Linked DNA regions of Homo sapiens: region 2 is linked to region 1. The links are chromatin loops, found by intact Hi-C in ENCODE. Cell type or tissue: endothelial cell of umbilical vein. All regions are shown on one strand.

The links. Peaks named below come from ENCODE experiments on the same cell type or tissue, not always from the same donor. Only the 100,000 strongest peaks of a DNase experiment are listed, where the experiment ranks them.
Region 2: a loop joins it to region 1, with 5 times the contacts of the local background. A loop is called at or near these places in 10 of 110 quality-filtered maps.

What each region holds. Positions count from the first base shown.
Region 1 is chr16:87,403,309-87,411,308 of GRCh38, reverse strand. It overlaps MAP1LC3B (microtubule associated protein 1 light chain 3 beta), which reads right to left. Exons shown (of 4, transcript NM_022818.5): 4 at 6,535-8,000. It overlaps ZCCHC14 (zinc finger CCHC-type containing 14), which reads left to right. Exons shown (of 13, transcript NM_015144.3): 13 at 974-5,061. The coding sequence ends at 1,029. Among named protein-coding and RNA genes, the nearest start is that of MAP1LC3B, 15 kb to the right of the region's middle. RefSeq lists enhancers at 3,168-3,607, 2,928-4,127. In endothelial cell of umbilical vein, no CTCF peak of the experiment used is centred here; a DNase peak (open chromatin) is centred at 3,518; H3K27ac peaks cover 1,807 bases.
Region 2 is chr16:87,461,047-87,469,046 of GRCh38, reverse strand. All of the region lies in intron 1 of ZCCHC14 (zinc finger CCHC-type containing 14), which reads left to right. It also overlaps the pseudogene NR3C1P1. Among named protein-coding and RNA genes, the nearest start is that of ZCCHC14, 28 kb to the left of the region's middle. In endothelial cell of umbilical vein, a CTCF peak has its summit at 7,482 (motif pointing left); DNase peaks (open chromatin) are centred at 3,596, 4,396 and 7,386; H3K27ac peaks cover 3,567 bases.

The DNA of each region.
Region 1 (8,000 bases):
AGCCTCTGGTTCTAGAAGGTGCTTAGCCAGTGTGGACAGGGCCTCCCTGGACTGCCGTGTCCTGATTCGAGCCCAGAGAGGCACGTGTGAGGGATTCAGTGCTGCCCCCTGGCTTAACACTGGGGCCCTCAGGCTGTGGCGCATCGGCATTCCGGACCCTCTGGGGTGGGGCTCGCTGTCCCCTCTGCCCCTCCCTGCCGGCGCGGCTGTGGGTGTGGGGGGCTGTCACCCCTCAGCCATGCTGCATCTTCCGTTCCCTCCTGTTTTATCTCCGCTATTTTTTTGTCTCCTTTAGTCAAATCCCAGTGGATGTCTGATGTAGTTGTAATAGGGTTCTTCTTGCTGTCTGTTTTGGAAACGGGGGACTGGGAAGGTGGGTCCCAACTCTGACAACTCATGGTGCCACCTTGCCAAAGTCACTTGATCTCTGCAGACTTCCAGTTGCTTCTAAGGGTTGCACTAGATCTGTGATTCTCAGACCTGCCTGTAACATCACGTTCACCTGGAGAGTTTTTAGAAACACGCCTGCTGACTCAGCAGGCCTGCAGGCAAGGTGGGTTGACAGGCGCTCTGCCATGCGGGCCCGGGTGGGCCTGTGCCTCCCTTCATAAAGCTGGCTGCATCTCCAGAGGCACGGGGCACTCACCAGCGCTCACCTGCCCTCACCCAGTGAAAGGACGCATGTTAGAGCAGCCCGCCTGACGTGTGCAGAGCCTGACTCCCAGAGGAAGCTCCCAAAGAAAAAGATGGTGAACTTTTCCTGAGTCATTTCACCCCGGTCAGATTTGATAAACTTGTAAAATTAGGTCCCATTTTGCAGGGGCAGGAAGGGAGTAGAAACGGTCAGGATGGGTGGCCTAGATTTCCAGCACCAGAATCTTGCCCAGTGGCTCTGGACATGACTGGACAGATTGGTGGTTGGTGGTGATTCTACAGTCATTCAAATTTGACCTCTTTTTTCCCCTCTCTCTAGGTACTTTTAGGTTGAAATACGCCCCTCCAGCAGAAAGTCTGGACTCCACAGATTGATATTTTTCTCTGGCAACAGAACGTTATTAAGCCATGGAGACATAAGGAAAATTAAATACAAAACTGAGAAGTCTAGTTGCTGTTGAGCTTAATCTTTTTAATCCAAAGGTGCTTTACTTTTCCTAGACTGGATAGAAAATCTAGCGTAGAAGTGCATCAAACTCGATTTATTGCCAAAACCCTAGATTGGAGCTTGGTGTCAGAACTCGCCTAGTGGGCATCTCTGTGGCTGGTGAGATCGGCCACCTCCACTTTTGGTTGCAGTGCAGAGACGCCATGTCTCCCGAAGAGCATTGCCATCACTGGCCCTCCTAGGCTCACACGTCAATTCCAGGGCAGCTACACGTGGTCTGAATCGAGAACCGAGCTTGGAGTTCTCCAAGTGGAGTTCCACCCGCCGGACTCCTGACACCCCTGGGCTAGGGAAAATGTCGACTTTGTTTTGTTCTGTTCCTAAAGTGATTAGCACTAATCTCTGGGATTTTTAAGGATTGCACTACAGAAGAATGTACCCTGATGTAAATCTCTGCGGTTCTGGGAGCCAAACTCCTCTGAGAACAGTCAGTGCAAGAGACTCCAATAATCCATATTGAAAGAGTCAGCACCAGCAGAGGCTACTCGACTTAGGACGCAACAGAGGTTTTAGTATTTCCTTCCCTCCTCCAAGCACTTGTAGCAGTTTCAGGTTTTTAATTTTTTTCTGCAAATAAATCTAAACTACGTTATTAAATAGAAATAGTTTACTCGCAACAACTTAATTTCTAAGGGTCCAAGTCCCAGAGAATCCATAGTCGTCAAAGCTTTGAGAGTATCTTTCTTCCCAGCCAGTCAGTGGCTTTGAGCCCTATCTTCCACTACAAATGACCTCTCGAGGGGGGACGGCGACAGCGCGGCTCTGTGAGTGGCTGTGAGGATGCTGCACGTCCTCAGCAGAGTTTGCAAGTTGCTTTATCTCCCACGGGCTCCCCAAGAACCTCCAACCCCGAGGCTTATCGCTAGCGGATTCACACCTGAGACAGACATTTCAACAATGATACAGTCCTGTCATTTATCAGCAAAAGATTGGGAATTTTCTCCTGTCAACTTCTTTTGTATTAGGCTGTGTATTGATAGTTAATTCCGTTAAAAATTACTTGGAAAACAGTGGGAAGTGGTAGGACTCTGGAAGAGGCCACACACCCGAGAGCTGCGAGATCTGTGCAAGTCTGGTTTTGGTTAGGTAGTAATAAAAGTCCTCACTGTAGATCTCTAAATTTCAACCCACGGAAATGAAAGCCTTTTGTCTGAAATTTACGGACTTAAATCTTCAAGGTTAAAGGGAATTTTCTGCTCAAATAATACTCTTATCGAAAATGCTAAAGTCTTCAATGTTAAAATACTGATTGGTAAAATCTTGCAGTTGGGATTTTGCAGTTGGATATTTATTTTAAAAAAAATTATAATATTCAGACTATTCTTAAAATGGGACAATCAGCCTCATGAAAAATTGATGTAAATCAGAAGAATACCCTAGAATGAGGCCTTGTGATGTGAGCGTTCAATTTGAAGAGCAGTTCCTAACTTCATAGAAACTAAAGCAGAAAGTTGTTACATTTTTTTTATGACAGGCTTTTAGTAGAATTTTTTAGTTTTATTTTAGTTGAATTTTATTTCTATGCAATGCAGAATTAACAGACCTCTTCTCCTCATGGTACACAGTATTACAGTGTTGAAGTAATGGTGATGCTTATTACAACAGCTATTTAGGGGAATGTTACGTTGATCTCTTAAATTGTAAACACTACAAAATGTCAAAATAATGAGAACTGACACAACTTTGCCTTAAAGAGTACTAGACTGGACCTTCTCATATTACGTTTAAGGAAGACTTAGAGTGTTCATTGATGTTTACGATTTTAATATTTCTGAAGGCCATTACAGTGGCCTGGATATGTGCTGAAAGCCAAACTTTTAAATTTTTTGGTTTTTTTAAGCAAAGAAATATTTTAAATAAATCCTATTTCAACACTGAAATTGTTGAAAACCGTCTCATAACAAAAGGAAAAAACATTGGAATTTTTGTTTTAGTGGTCAGTATAGGGGAATGAAAGCGTCTGTTGTTACCCACGTAACTATTTTGATAAGTATTAGAGGTTAACCTTAAATCCAGCAAAACATTAAAACAGAAACTTTTCAACTTGGAGCCTGCCATTCAGCGTTGAGGTAGATGAGTTCCGACACTGTCACGGCTGTGTTCCCAGCAGCGAAGGCCTCTGCGGAGCTGCCAGTCGTCTTGAACGTGCATGGGCGGCGTGTGACATCTCCAGGGAGGCCGTCCGAAGTCGAGAATCGTCAGCTGTAAGTAGGAGCTACACAGCGCAGAGAAAATGGAACCACCCATCCGTGAGGCCTCTTTCCGGAGGGAGCCGCACACTTGGACTTGAGAGTTTGCCAGCAGCGAGCTCGGATGCATCTCTCCAAAAGCCACCAAGGTCGGCGCGTCTGAAGAGCGTTTTGCGGTCATCAGACTTCCTCATCTGAAAACACAGAACATACTGACCCTTTCAAGTACTTAGTCATTTTCCTGAAAGTGTGGTCTGTTTCAGAATGCTGTGGCAACCAGGTAGGTGTGGCACTGGCCATGTGCCACGTCTTTGCCCTTTGTAGTCTGTCAGATATTAAAGTTTCTAACCCTGTTTTTTTAATCTCCAAGAATGGGGAAAGTGGAATGTAGAGATGGAAGCAGAACGTGATGTTTGGATACAACAGCTATTTAATCCTTTTTTATTTTTTAAGCAAAACACTCAGTTTTCTACCTTATTTTCTAATGTTGATTTCATGGTAATACTGACAGTTGGAAGTGTTTAACATAAAAACTCATTGCTAAAGAGCACTGAGGAAATGGGAGCTAGCGCACTTGTAATAAAAATAAAGACAAAATATTTTCTTGAATGCATATATGTGATTGGGTATTTTAAAAACCAGTATCATCTGTCATCTCCAAAAGATTACAGGAGTCAGCTTGTTAATACAGTAGTGTTAGTAGGTTCTGTATTTTTAATTCAGTACTTAGAATTCTAGGTCCTTTATTGCCCAAAGTCAGCACAGTTAGTTTATACCACAGACTCTGTCTTGGGGCACAGTAGTGGGGCGGGGTAGTGACTTTGCCTAAACATCACCCAGCTGGAACAGAGGCTGAGCGGGGCTTTAGGCACTTGCCAGATGGGAACTGGGTTGCACCCTCCTTGCTCCCTGTCATTTTCTTGTCACTCTTCCTGCTTCCCAGTGTTTTATTTTATGCCTTGCTCGTTGTACATCATGATGACTGATGGTCTTCAAGGTTGTGAGGAAAGCCGTCTCCCTGCTTGACTCGACTGCTGTCCCAGAGGAGAGTCCTGTGCGACCTGAGCGGGGGTGGCTGCCATTTCCAGCATGCAGGTGACTTCCAAAGAATGAGTCAGGTGGCACTGAAAGCCATGGGTTCTGAAGAGGCGAATTTGTTGAAAAGTCCCAAGGGTCTGAATGAAAGCATCTTTAATCAACACTCAACACTCGCAATATTCTAGAAAACCATATACTGTGCTGGTTGAGGCCAAAGGTTAACATTGCTCCACTGTTCACCAAGGAAGGGGGCAGTGGCCATCCGCCGCGGCCTCACGTGCGTTGTAACAAGCCCTCATCACATGTGTGAGTCTTACGTGCACAAAAAGAGAAGGCTTTGGTACTGAAACTGGACACCTTGTGTACTCGATACCTTCACAGCTTCTATTGGACATATTTTCTTTTTAGGAATGAAGGAAAATTCTCCCATTTTTGAGCCATTCTTTTGTCAATTCTACAAAATTGCATGTAACTTTATAAATATTTTTAAAAGATATAGTTTTGTAAATATTTAATATTCCGCTAATTTGATTTTGAATTGTAAATGTCAAGTATTCTGTTTTTGGGGTTTTTATGTTTTATTATACTTTGTTAAAAAGGACAAATTGTACATTTTTAGAATGTTTTTATGAGTAAATTTAATGTACTGAAAATAAAAATTTTAAAAAAGGCTGTTTTATTTCACTAGGTCTTTGTCTCAGAATATGAAGCACACACCTTTTCACATCAGTCTGAATCTCCAAACTAGGGGTTCCATCCTTTCTAGCCTCTCACATTTACAGCAGGGATACCTCATTTTAAATCTGTTGATTCTCAATCAAGTTGCCAAGTGTTTTGTGTTTTTTTTTTTTTTCCAGATGGAGTTTCGCTCTTGTTGCCCAGGCTGGAATGTGGTGACACGATCTCAGCTCACGCCAACCTCCCGGGTTCCAGCGATTCTCCTGCCTCAGCCTCCCGAGTAGCTGGGATTACAGGCATGCGCCACCACGCCCGGCTAATTTTGTATTTTTTAGTAAAGACTTGGGCTTCTCCATGTTGGTCAGGCTGGTCCAGAACTTCGGAGCTCAGGTGATCCTCCCGCCTCAGCCTCCCAAAGTGCTGGGATTACAGGCGTGAGCCACCACACCTGGCCAAGTTTTGTATTTTTTTTTTTTTAAGTGTCCCTGCTAATAACAAAGACGTAAATTCCTGATTTGGGGTTAAAGATGTTCCAGCACGAGTTCACGAGTTTCCATGAAAATGAAAGTTGGCATGAATGGATCTCAAGATACCTTGGCAATGTGGCCCTACCCTGAAGTAGCTCTTTCCCAGGGAGGGAGCAGGCCTGCTGCGGAGGTGGGTGACACAGTGACACAAGCCACCAGCTGCCACATCAGCCTGTGACTGACTCGGCATTGTACAGAATCGCTTCCATGGCATCTAAGACCACACCCTTCTGGATTTGGGAGGTGGCAACATACTGAGCATGTGCTCTGGTGATGTCAGGGAAGTGAGTGGGGCTACAGCACCCACGGGGAGCTCCGAAGACGGGACAAGGGACGCAGACGCTTCTATTGAGCAGCTGGCCTGGGAAGGCAGTTTTCTCAGGTCACTCCCTTGTATTTTTCAACAGACTTTTAGGTGCCTACTTAAACGGGAGCTGGGCTCAGAGTTCCCTAGATGATGAGGTTGGCCACTTTTTGTCTGGTCTGAGTGCTGAAGTGTGTGTGTGCTGCATCTGTACACGATGCCAGCAGCTCCCCACTGGGTCCCCCAAGGGTACACTTTCTCGACCACACACACATACCTAATAAATACTTATGGTGGTGGGTGGTTTACAGCAGTAGGTTGTTGGGTGTTATAGTCCCACAAAACATGTAGGTCAATTCGCATCCATCCTGATAGCCCGTGGCACGTGAGTTCTCAAGAGGACTTGGCTTTGTAAAGGCCAGACCTGGTGGCAGGGCCTTGGCCAAGGTGGAGGGTGCCCTTGACAAGGCAGAGGCCCTCGGAGGGCAATGCTCATCCACGTGAGTGCCCCCTCTGCACGAGAGGACCAGCCTGGATGCCCCTCCTTGGAAATACAAGGACCCGCTTGGCTTTGGAAAGTACAAACAGTGTGGGATCCAAGTCTCAAATACGGAATCCCATTAAACTGGGCTTTGATGACAGTTTTTAATTGTGCCTTTATTCAACTTAGTTCATTAAAAATGTTTTAAAGATCCTATAAATAAAGTGACCACTCACATGGGATATAGGTCACCCCTCAGCATGTTATTTTTTTTCTTAAAAAGCAGTATTTCTTACAGGAATCTTACTGATCACACGGTAGTTACAATAATGTCAGATATGATGTATACAGTCTAAACGAGACAGTCCAGTTAAGAATATACATAATGTAAAAATACACATATTAAAAGTTAGCCAAGTGGACAGACGCATGCGGGGGTGGGGGGAGCAGGTGACAGGAACTCCTTTAACAATCAGTAGAGGGCCCAGATGCAAAGAATCTGGTTTTCCCCGTTACAGTAAACAGCTTTCACTAACGTATACAGGTATTTCATACACATCTAAACACACAAGGGTAAGTTGTGACCTGCTACACATAGGGTCTAAAGTGGTGTAATTGTGATTTTCCTGTGATACTCCCAAGAAAACTATAAATAGTGAACCCCATGCAAGTACTGGGAAGCACTAGTCTTTTATCACAGGTTGAACCTGAGGAGGTTTAACTCTTGACATTAGTATCTGTAAAGAGCGTACGGCTCTTTTTGCTATGTTTTCTCCACAACTGACATGCACTTGGTGTGGGAGAATTCTGATGGCTGTCTGACCTAAGAGTGATAACTACTATTCAAAATGTGGGTACCTTTTCAGTAATACTGAGTTACACATTTAACATTAAAAAAACAAAAACGTGGATCATCCACAGCTTTAAGCCGGAAGGCAGAAGGGAGTGTGTCTGAATGTTAATGTTTTCAGTTATACTATTTTGTGTTTCTCCCGCTGTACTCCAGAGTGACACTGGTACACTGCTGCTTTCCGTAACAACACAGGCACTAGTTTGAACTCAGACAAAACCTGAAACAGAAGAAATGCCACTCTTTCTCCAGGGTCTTTTAAGAAACTCGATCAAAATTATAAATTATTCAAGTTTCCTTTTGAGTGGTGTCTTTATGTGTGTAACTATCTAGAGAACAAACCAAACCAGAAATGTCTACCCCTGCAAGAGTGAGGACTTTGGGTGTGGTTCTCTTAGGAGTCAGGGACCTTCAGCAGTTTACAGTCAGGGCCGTTTTCTCACACAGCCCGTTTACCCTGCGTTTGTGCCAACTGTGATGGCAAATGCGTTTTGCGGGGGTTGCGCTTCACAACTCAGGCCTAAAGATCCTCTTAGGGAGATCTCTCTAGCTGAGTAGAAAACTTCTACCCAAAAAGGCGGCGGGTTTTGTGAACCTGAAGAGAAGACTCAGGGTCTCTCTGAAAGCCTTTAAATTACTGCTGGAATTACAAGTTCCTATTAGTGAGAAAAGAGCATTAAAATAACTTGAAGGTCTATTTTATTGGCAACTTAGAATGCAAAGTATTTTATTTTTAAACTTTTAAAATTTGAAAACAAGCTAGCCTACATT
Region 2 (8,000 bases), 58 kb before region 1:
CTCACAATGTGTCTTGACATCGTAGGCATTCCATTGGCACCTGGCTTTTTAAACTGACCGTATTCTTTTTAAAGATGTCTAGACCTGGCTTTCTCAGCCTGCGTCGTTTGCCAGCTCCCAGGTATTCCACATGCAGACGCAGTACTCAATATTAGGGAAAATAAACTGTATCAGGGAGGGCCTCTCAGCCTTGGCACTCCTGAGGCCTGCGGGCAGGTACTTCCTTGCTCTGGAGCTGTCCTGGGCTCTGCAGGATGTTTAACAGCATCGCTGGTCTCCGTTGGCTGCATGCCACGAGAATCCCCACCCCAGTTCACAGAAAATGTTTTCAGCTGTGGCCAGATGTCCCCTGGGGACAAAATTTCCCCCAGTTGAGAACCACTAGGTTAGGGAATAATAAGACTTTATAAGTTAAGTTAGGAAAAACATCTAACAGTGTGCTAAAAAACGGGGGAAGGGGTTTGAACCTGAGGCAGTAGATGATAAGGAACTGTTTGTAGGTTAAGCCTGGCATGGTGGCATGCGCCTCCTGTAGTCCCAGCTTCTCTGGAGGCTGAAGTGGAGGACCACTTTTTTTTTTTTTGACTATGTAATTAAGGGTATCATTTATTGTAATATAAGAACATATTCTAAAACAGCTGAATGAACATGCACAACACAATGTGATGACACATACTCTCCTGAATTTATGTAATTTTTCCTTAAGATATCTCTTAATGAGCAATATTATTTTTAAAATGTTAAATAAAATCCTTACCATTGGCCAGTGGGATACTGAATACCACTATTTAAGGAAGAAACCTGAAATGGTTACGTACAGATGTCACCATCTGTACGTCTACCCTTCCTACTTTCAAAAGGCCACTTAAACTTCTTCATATAAAAAAACACATGAATCTTTAGAGAACACATACAAATAAATGAAGATTTACATCTAATAATCTATCTTAAATGTACCATTCTTAAGAGACAGAATCTTACCTTGAAATAGCCATTAGAAAAAACCGTTGGGCCAGGCGCGGTGGCTCACGCTTGTAATCCCAGTACTTTGGGAGCCAGGCGCAGTGGCTCATGTCTGTAATCCCAGCACTTTGGGGGCCAAGTGCAGTGGCTCACGCCTGTAATCCCAGCACTTTGGGAGGCTGAGGCGGGCGGACCACGACGTCAGGATATTGAAACTATCCTGGCTAACACGGTGAAACCCCGTCTCTACTAAAAATACAAAAAATTAGCCGGGCGTGGTGGTGCGCGCCTGTAGTCCCAGCTACTTGAGAAGCTGAGGCAGGAGAATGGTGTGAACCCGGGAGGCGGAGCTTGCAGTGAGCCAAGATCGCACCACTGCACTCCAGCCTGGGCGACAGAGCGAGACTCCATCTCAAAAGAAAAAGAAACCGTTCGACCAGGGAAATTCAGAGTCCCCAAGGAAGTCAAGTTGTCATCTCCAGATCCTTGACACCTATTCCAATTTTCAGAACCAACGGGAATTGGTGGGATGACATTAAAAATAGGCTTCTGATCCTACTGTTGAGAAAGGGATGCTGTATTCATGTCATAGTGGTACATCTGTCCTCCAGAGGTACTCACACCGTGAACAGAAATGGCAGACATTTTATTACCAATCATATTTGCTCCAGGAGAGCTTGCCTGACAGTAAACTGTGCCCAGTTTCTCTTGCTTAATTACCCCAGGGGTGCAGAGTTGGATGAAATCTTTTTCTGTTTTCGCTTGGGGCAGTGTTACATTATTGAGGCTTGATAAAAACCAGATCTCCATTATCCTTAATTTTGGGTTTAGTGTCCGGTAAAACGAGAGGCTTGCAGTCCTCATTCGAGTTTCCTTTTAAAAGGAAGAATAGTCTTCTCCCGCCAGAGGAGAAAGCAGACAGTTTTCATCTATCAACAGGTCTGATCTGGTGGAGGACCACTTTTGAGGCCAGGAGTTAGAGGTCAGATGGGGCAACATAGCGGGACCCTGTCTCTTTAGTAAAAAAAAAAAAAAAAACAATTTTTTTTTTTCATGAAAAACACGTGACCTCCAAAGTGACTGTGAGGCTTTTCCAGGGCTTGTTTTTATGTGGCATGCTGATGTGAATACTGTTCAGGTCCGTATTTGTAAAGAAACAAGGTGAGGAGGGCAGTGGCAGGCTGCCCCTCTGGTGGGCACGGTTAGATGTGACTGTCCCAGTAGGGGCTCCTAGCCATGGAGAGTGGAAGCCATCACAACTTCACTTTCTCCAGCCTCTAACTGGGAATTGAGCATTCCCTGCCTTTATGGAAGCAGGCAGGAATCCACAGTCATACGAACAGTACCTGTGACTTGGTCACAGATGCAGTCACAGATACTTTGATTGCACAGTCGTAGAAAGCGTCTTCAAGTCTCCTTCATGCTCAGCGCTCCTGTGAAGTGAGCTGAGACCCACAGACTCTGTTCGAGGAGCCCATTTGTCTTCTAATACTTAGATGACGGTTTTCAATATAATTGGCTTTGTTTGCAGTCCTGTGTATTTTATGCATTTAAAATATGTTTCTTAGAAGGGCTCAGTAGGTGTCATCGAACTGCCAGAGAGGTCGCTGGCACAAAGAAAAGGTTAAAACCCTGCTCTAAAAGCTCACTGCCGTTTTTCTGAGCAGTTTTCAAATGCCCACCAGTGGGGTGCAGCGAGTCTTCTGCAGACCGAGGCTGCCGTCAGTGTTGGGGGGCTGTGCTTCCATCTGACTGCGTCAGCACGTCCCACTTGGATGTCTTTGGAAGAGCTTTCAGGAAATAGATTTTTAGAAATTAATTCTCTTCTAAAAGTTATGGTCAGGTCCGTGAACATTAAAGTGGGTTGTAAGCACAGAGCTGTAAAGTAGCCTGTGTGGTGCTGGGTTTTTTTCTGTCAGGCGGCATGAACTAAGGACAAACCTTTTTTTAAAAAAAAGCGTAAATACCTGAGGCGGGGGGTAGTTAGCGGGGGTCACAACCTGCAGCCAGCGTCAGCTCTTCTGCAGGCGTAGCTCCTCACCCTTGCCTGGAAGGGCCTTTGATTCCCTCTGGTCTAATTGCGCAGTGCGGGGATTCCCTTTTCCATCCCATCTAAAGGGACGTTGCGGAGACCGGGCTCGGTGGCTCACGCCTGTAATCCCAGCTAAGGCGGGAGGATGGCTTGAGCCCAGGAGTTTGAGATCAGCCTGGGTAACATGGTGAGACCCTGGCTCTGTTTATTTTTTTTTAATAAAAAAATAAGAGGAGGCTGTTGAGCCTTTGACTGTTTTGATCATGGTGAAGATTTACCTTGAAATATTCATGCAGCAGCATTATCATGTGGGAGCTGGTTAGAAATGCAAGATTCTCAGGCCCACCCCGGACCTCATGAATCAAACCTGCGTTTCAGCCAGATCCGGAGGCATTTTGCACATTAAAGTTTGGAAGCAGAGGCCTCCTCTCTTTAAACTGTAACAGTAAGAAGGGTGATTGCATAAGAGCCAGAGGCGGGCTGCCCAAGTCCAGGTGCCCCTAGATGTGTGGCCACTGTGGAACCTCAGTCAGCTTTCCTGGAAGAGCCCCAGGGGCGGGTGTGCCCCGTGACTACCAGTAGCTTGCTTCAGAGTCATATTTCATTCCTGGGTTAGCGCTTTGTAGATGTGGTGGAACAATCTGATTGTCTGTTACATAATGTAGATTGCAGAAGTTTTTGTTTGAAATAGAAGTGCTTTCCGTTTGATTCTGAATTTCATTAAAATTTGGTGATATCATGATGTATTTTACAGATCCTTATTAACGGCCTGCTTCATGCCAGGCCCAGTTCGAAGTGCAAAGGAACAGCAGTGAACAAAGCAAACCAGAAACACAGCTGCCTTGCTGAGCATCGAGAAGTCTTGCTAAGAAGGACGTTTGAGTATAGATGGGAAGGCACAGGGGCGCTTCCAGGCAGAGGGGACAGCCAGGGCGAAGGCCCCAGGCAGATGTGACTGCTGTGCCCAGGGCAGCAGTGCATGGAGTGAAGAGCTGGGGGAGGACTGGATGCCAGGTTGCAGGGGCCAGGCAGAGGGTTTTTGTGGGTTGTGGGAAGAGGCTGGCTGTGGAGAGGAAGAGAGCAGCTTATCGTTGCCTTCCTAGCAGTAGCAGAAGGCAGCCTTTGGAGCCGGTCAGTCTTCCCTCTCGTGCACATCAGGCCAGATGACGAGTCCTGCGGGTGAGCCTGAGTCAGAGAGCACTTGAGTGGAACATAGGTCACGTGGAGCAAACTAACTTCACCAAAAATAACCCCAAAACAGCATTTCTGGGAAACACAAGTGAAGACAGCTTTCAATGTAAACAAAGGAACAAAGTTACGATAAAGGCTTGGTTGGAAAAAGTGAACATGTGGAAAACTAAGAAGAAATTCCTTGGGAAAATATACGGAGGAAAACAGGTCTTTCTTTTCCAGCAGTTGCCATTCTAAAGAGTTTTCCTTCCTGTCTTGATGTCAGATGCAGTGTGTGTTTTGCTAGGGTGGCTCACGGGCTTTCCCCTTCCAGTTGTGGTTGTGGCAGACGGACCTACAGCCTTTAGCTCTTCCTGTCTGCGTGGGGAAAAGACTTCCTGTTTTCTCTGGGTCTCCTCTTTGTCCTTGCCGGGATTGGACCGGATGATGGGTGCAGTATAAAACCTGGACTTGGGGTCGTGGTTGGTTCTTAGCCTAGCTGCAAATTAGAATCACCAGAGAAGCTTCAGGCACAAAACAAAAGAAGCCCCGTTTCCAGAAACTCTGATTTTGGTGGGGAGTGTGGGATGTGGTTTTCTCAGGGCCTTGGTGTTCCAGTGTGCTGTCGAGGCCGAGAAGCACTAATCAGTACTGCTCTCCTTCTCTCCAAGGCTGTGTTTTCCCCTGCTCAGCCCTCCTCTCCCCTTCCTCCCCTAGCAGGCTGAGAGTTGGGAGGCTGGCTTTCCTTTGTGTCTCTTTGGAGTGTTTTAGGGTGGGCAGGCGGTGTGTGTGTGCGAGAACGCACTGATCACACGTGTTTCTTTTTGGGGCAGGAAGGTTTGCCACTACCAGCAAAGTTGGAACTGCTGATGCTGGTTGTCAAGGCAGCTCACTCTCAGCTGTGCGTGCTGGTGTGCACCTGTGGTCCCAGTTACTCAGGAGGCTCAGGTGGAAGGATCACTTGAGCCCAGGAGGTCGAGGCTGCGGTGAGTTATGATTGTGCCACTGCATTCCAGCCTGAGTGACAGAAGAGACTCTGTTTGTTTTTTTTTCTCCTGAGACGGAGTCTTGCTCTGTCACCCGGGATGGAGTGCAATATGGTGTAATCTCAGCTCACTGCAACCTCCACCTCCCGCGTTGAAGCGATCCCCCTGCCTCAGCCTCCCGAGTAGCTGGGATTACAGGTGCCCGCCACCACACCTGGCAAGTTTTTGTATTTTTAGTAGAGACGAGGTTTCATTCACCATGTTGGCCAGGCTGGTCTCGAACTCCTGACCTCAGGTGATCTGTCCGCCTCGGCCTCCCAGAGTGCTGGGATTACAGACGTGAGCCACCGTGCCCAGCTGAGACTCCGTCTCTTAAAAAAGAGAAAAGGCAGCTCACTTTCTCTTCTTAGAACCAGGACTTAGAATATGTACCAAAGTAGCTAAGAGAATGTGGAGGTTCATGCATCAGGCCAAATCGAATGGGCTCTGCTGTGGTTATATTTCTTTTGTTTTCTTGAGACAGGGTCTCGCTATCGCCCAGGCTGGAGTGCACTGATATGATCATACCTCACTGCAGCTTCAAACTCCTGGGCTCAAGCGATGCTCCCACCTTAGCCTCCCAAGTAGTTGGGACTGCAGGCACAGGCCACGACACCCAGCTAATTTTTGTGTTTTTGTAGAGATGGGGGTCTCAATATGTTGCCTAGGCTGACCTTGAACTCGTGGCCTCAAGTGATCCTCCTGCTTTGGCCTCCCAAAGTGCTGGAGTTACAGGTGTGAATCACTGCACCTAGCTGTGTTTCTTTTTTCTTTTTTTCTTTTTCTTTGAGACAGAGTTTCACTCTCGTTGCCCAGGCTGGAGTGCAATGGCGCAATCTCGGCTCCCTACAACCTCCAACTCCGGGGTTCAAGCGATTCTCCTGCTTCAGCCTCCCCAGTAGCTGAGATTAGAGGCGTGCGCCACCATGCCTGGCTAATTTCGTATTTTTAGTAGAGACGGGTTTCACCATGTTGGTCAGGCTGGTCTCAAACTCCTGACCTCAGGTGATCTGCCTGCCTCGGCCTCCCAAAGTGCTGGGATTACTGGCGTGAGCCACTAAGCCTGGCCTCGGCCGTGTTTGTTTTTTTTCTTTTTTCTTTTTTCTTTTTTTTTTTTTTGTGAGATAGAGTCTCTGTCGCCCAGGCTGGAGTGCTGGGGCGCGATCTCGGCTCACTGCAAGCTCCACCTTCCGGGTTCACACCATTCTCCTGCCTCAGCCTCCCGAGTAGCTGGGACTACAAGCACCCGCCACCATGCCTGGCTAATTTTTTGTATTTTTAGTAGAGACGGGGTTTCACCGTGTTAGCCAGGATGGTCTTGATCTCCCGACCTTGTGATCCACCTGCCTCGGCCTCCCAAAGTGCTGGGATTACAGGCGTGAGCCACTGCACCCGGCCTTGGCTGTGTTTCTTGTACAGTTAATGTGTTAACCTCCTGAGTTGTCTTGCAAAGTAATATGTACTGTTTGGAACTAAAAATCTCCTTGTGTAAGATTTGTATCGTACTTGTATCGGTTCTATTATCTTGTTTAGTGGGAAAGGAGTTCATTTCTGGGTTCTCTAACCATAGAATAATGAAAGAGACTTTGTTAAATCGGAAGGAAATCACCCAATTTAAATTACAAATATAAGAAATTCAAAAAATTTTATTTTCTTGATAACATGTTATTAAGTTATCCAAAGAATTGACTTTCTGGAGGAGTTGCTGCATGGCTAGGACTTTTTTTTTTTTTTTTACTTTTTTAGAAATTTAAATAGAGACAGGGTCTCGCTGTTACCCAGGCCAGTAACAAACTCATAGTTTCAAGCAGTCCTCCTGCCTCAGCCTCCCAAAGTGCTGGGATTATAGCCATGAGCTGCTGCGCCCGGCCTTATTTTCTCGAGTTACATAAACTTCCCAATTATGTAGCCCTGTGACAAGTTGCTTTTCTTGGAAGGCATCTGTTGAGCCGCGTGGGATCTGTTAGTCCCTCTCCCTGCATGAACAGCCCAGGAGGGCTTCTTGCTGGGGGGCAGGGGCATTGACAGAGCTGGGATCAGAGGATCTCGCTATGGACTTGGGTGTGGCCCCTGTGGCTTGCTGTCTGTGGAATACAGCAGGTGCTGGTCCTGCCGGAGTGGCAGCAGTCTCCACCCTTTCCTCCCAACTCCAGCTTCCGCCTCCACTTTCATCCTGTCTGAGGTCGAGGCCACGCCTACCTGGCCAGCCCTCTGCAGAGCGAGTGCTGGGATCTGTGCTTGTGAGTGAACTTAGGGGATGTTTTGGTCAACTGCCACCTACCGTCCAGGTATGAGATGAAAGAACAAGTGGAGGCTGGAGAGGTCAGGCCATTTTCCAGGCTGCTTGTGCCATGTACTTTCCCATACTGTGAATGCAGCATTGCTTATCAGCTCTTTTGATGAACTTTAAAATCTTACGCCTCTCATATCCTCCGAAATTTTGAAATACATTGAGACTGTAAAGAAGTTACAGCATTGGCCATTTTTATTCTTCTAAATCCTATAAGTTATAAATGTGTTTTGGCTGTGAAATTTTAAAATACTGATGGGGAGGGAATGAAGGTTATTGCTACCCCCCTCCTCTCGCCCCTCTGGGCCCCTTCCGGCTTATTCCACATTCACACCATCACTGAACCCAGGAAGCAGGAGGGGTGGGACGAGCCTGGCTAGCCCGTGGCTTGTTTCTGCGCTTGTTGTGTGTTGGGAGCACTGGTGGTCAGGAGGGCCTCCCCCACCCACAGCTTGGGGGCGGCCGTCACCTGCAGGTACACTGTCTGTGCTTAGCAGGTCTCTGTCGATGGGGACTGAGG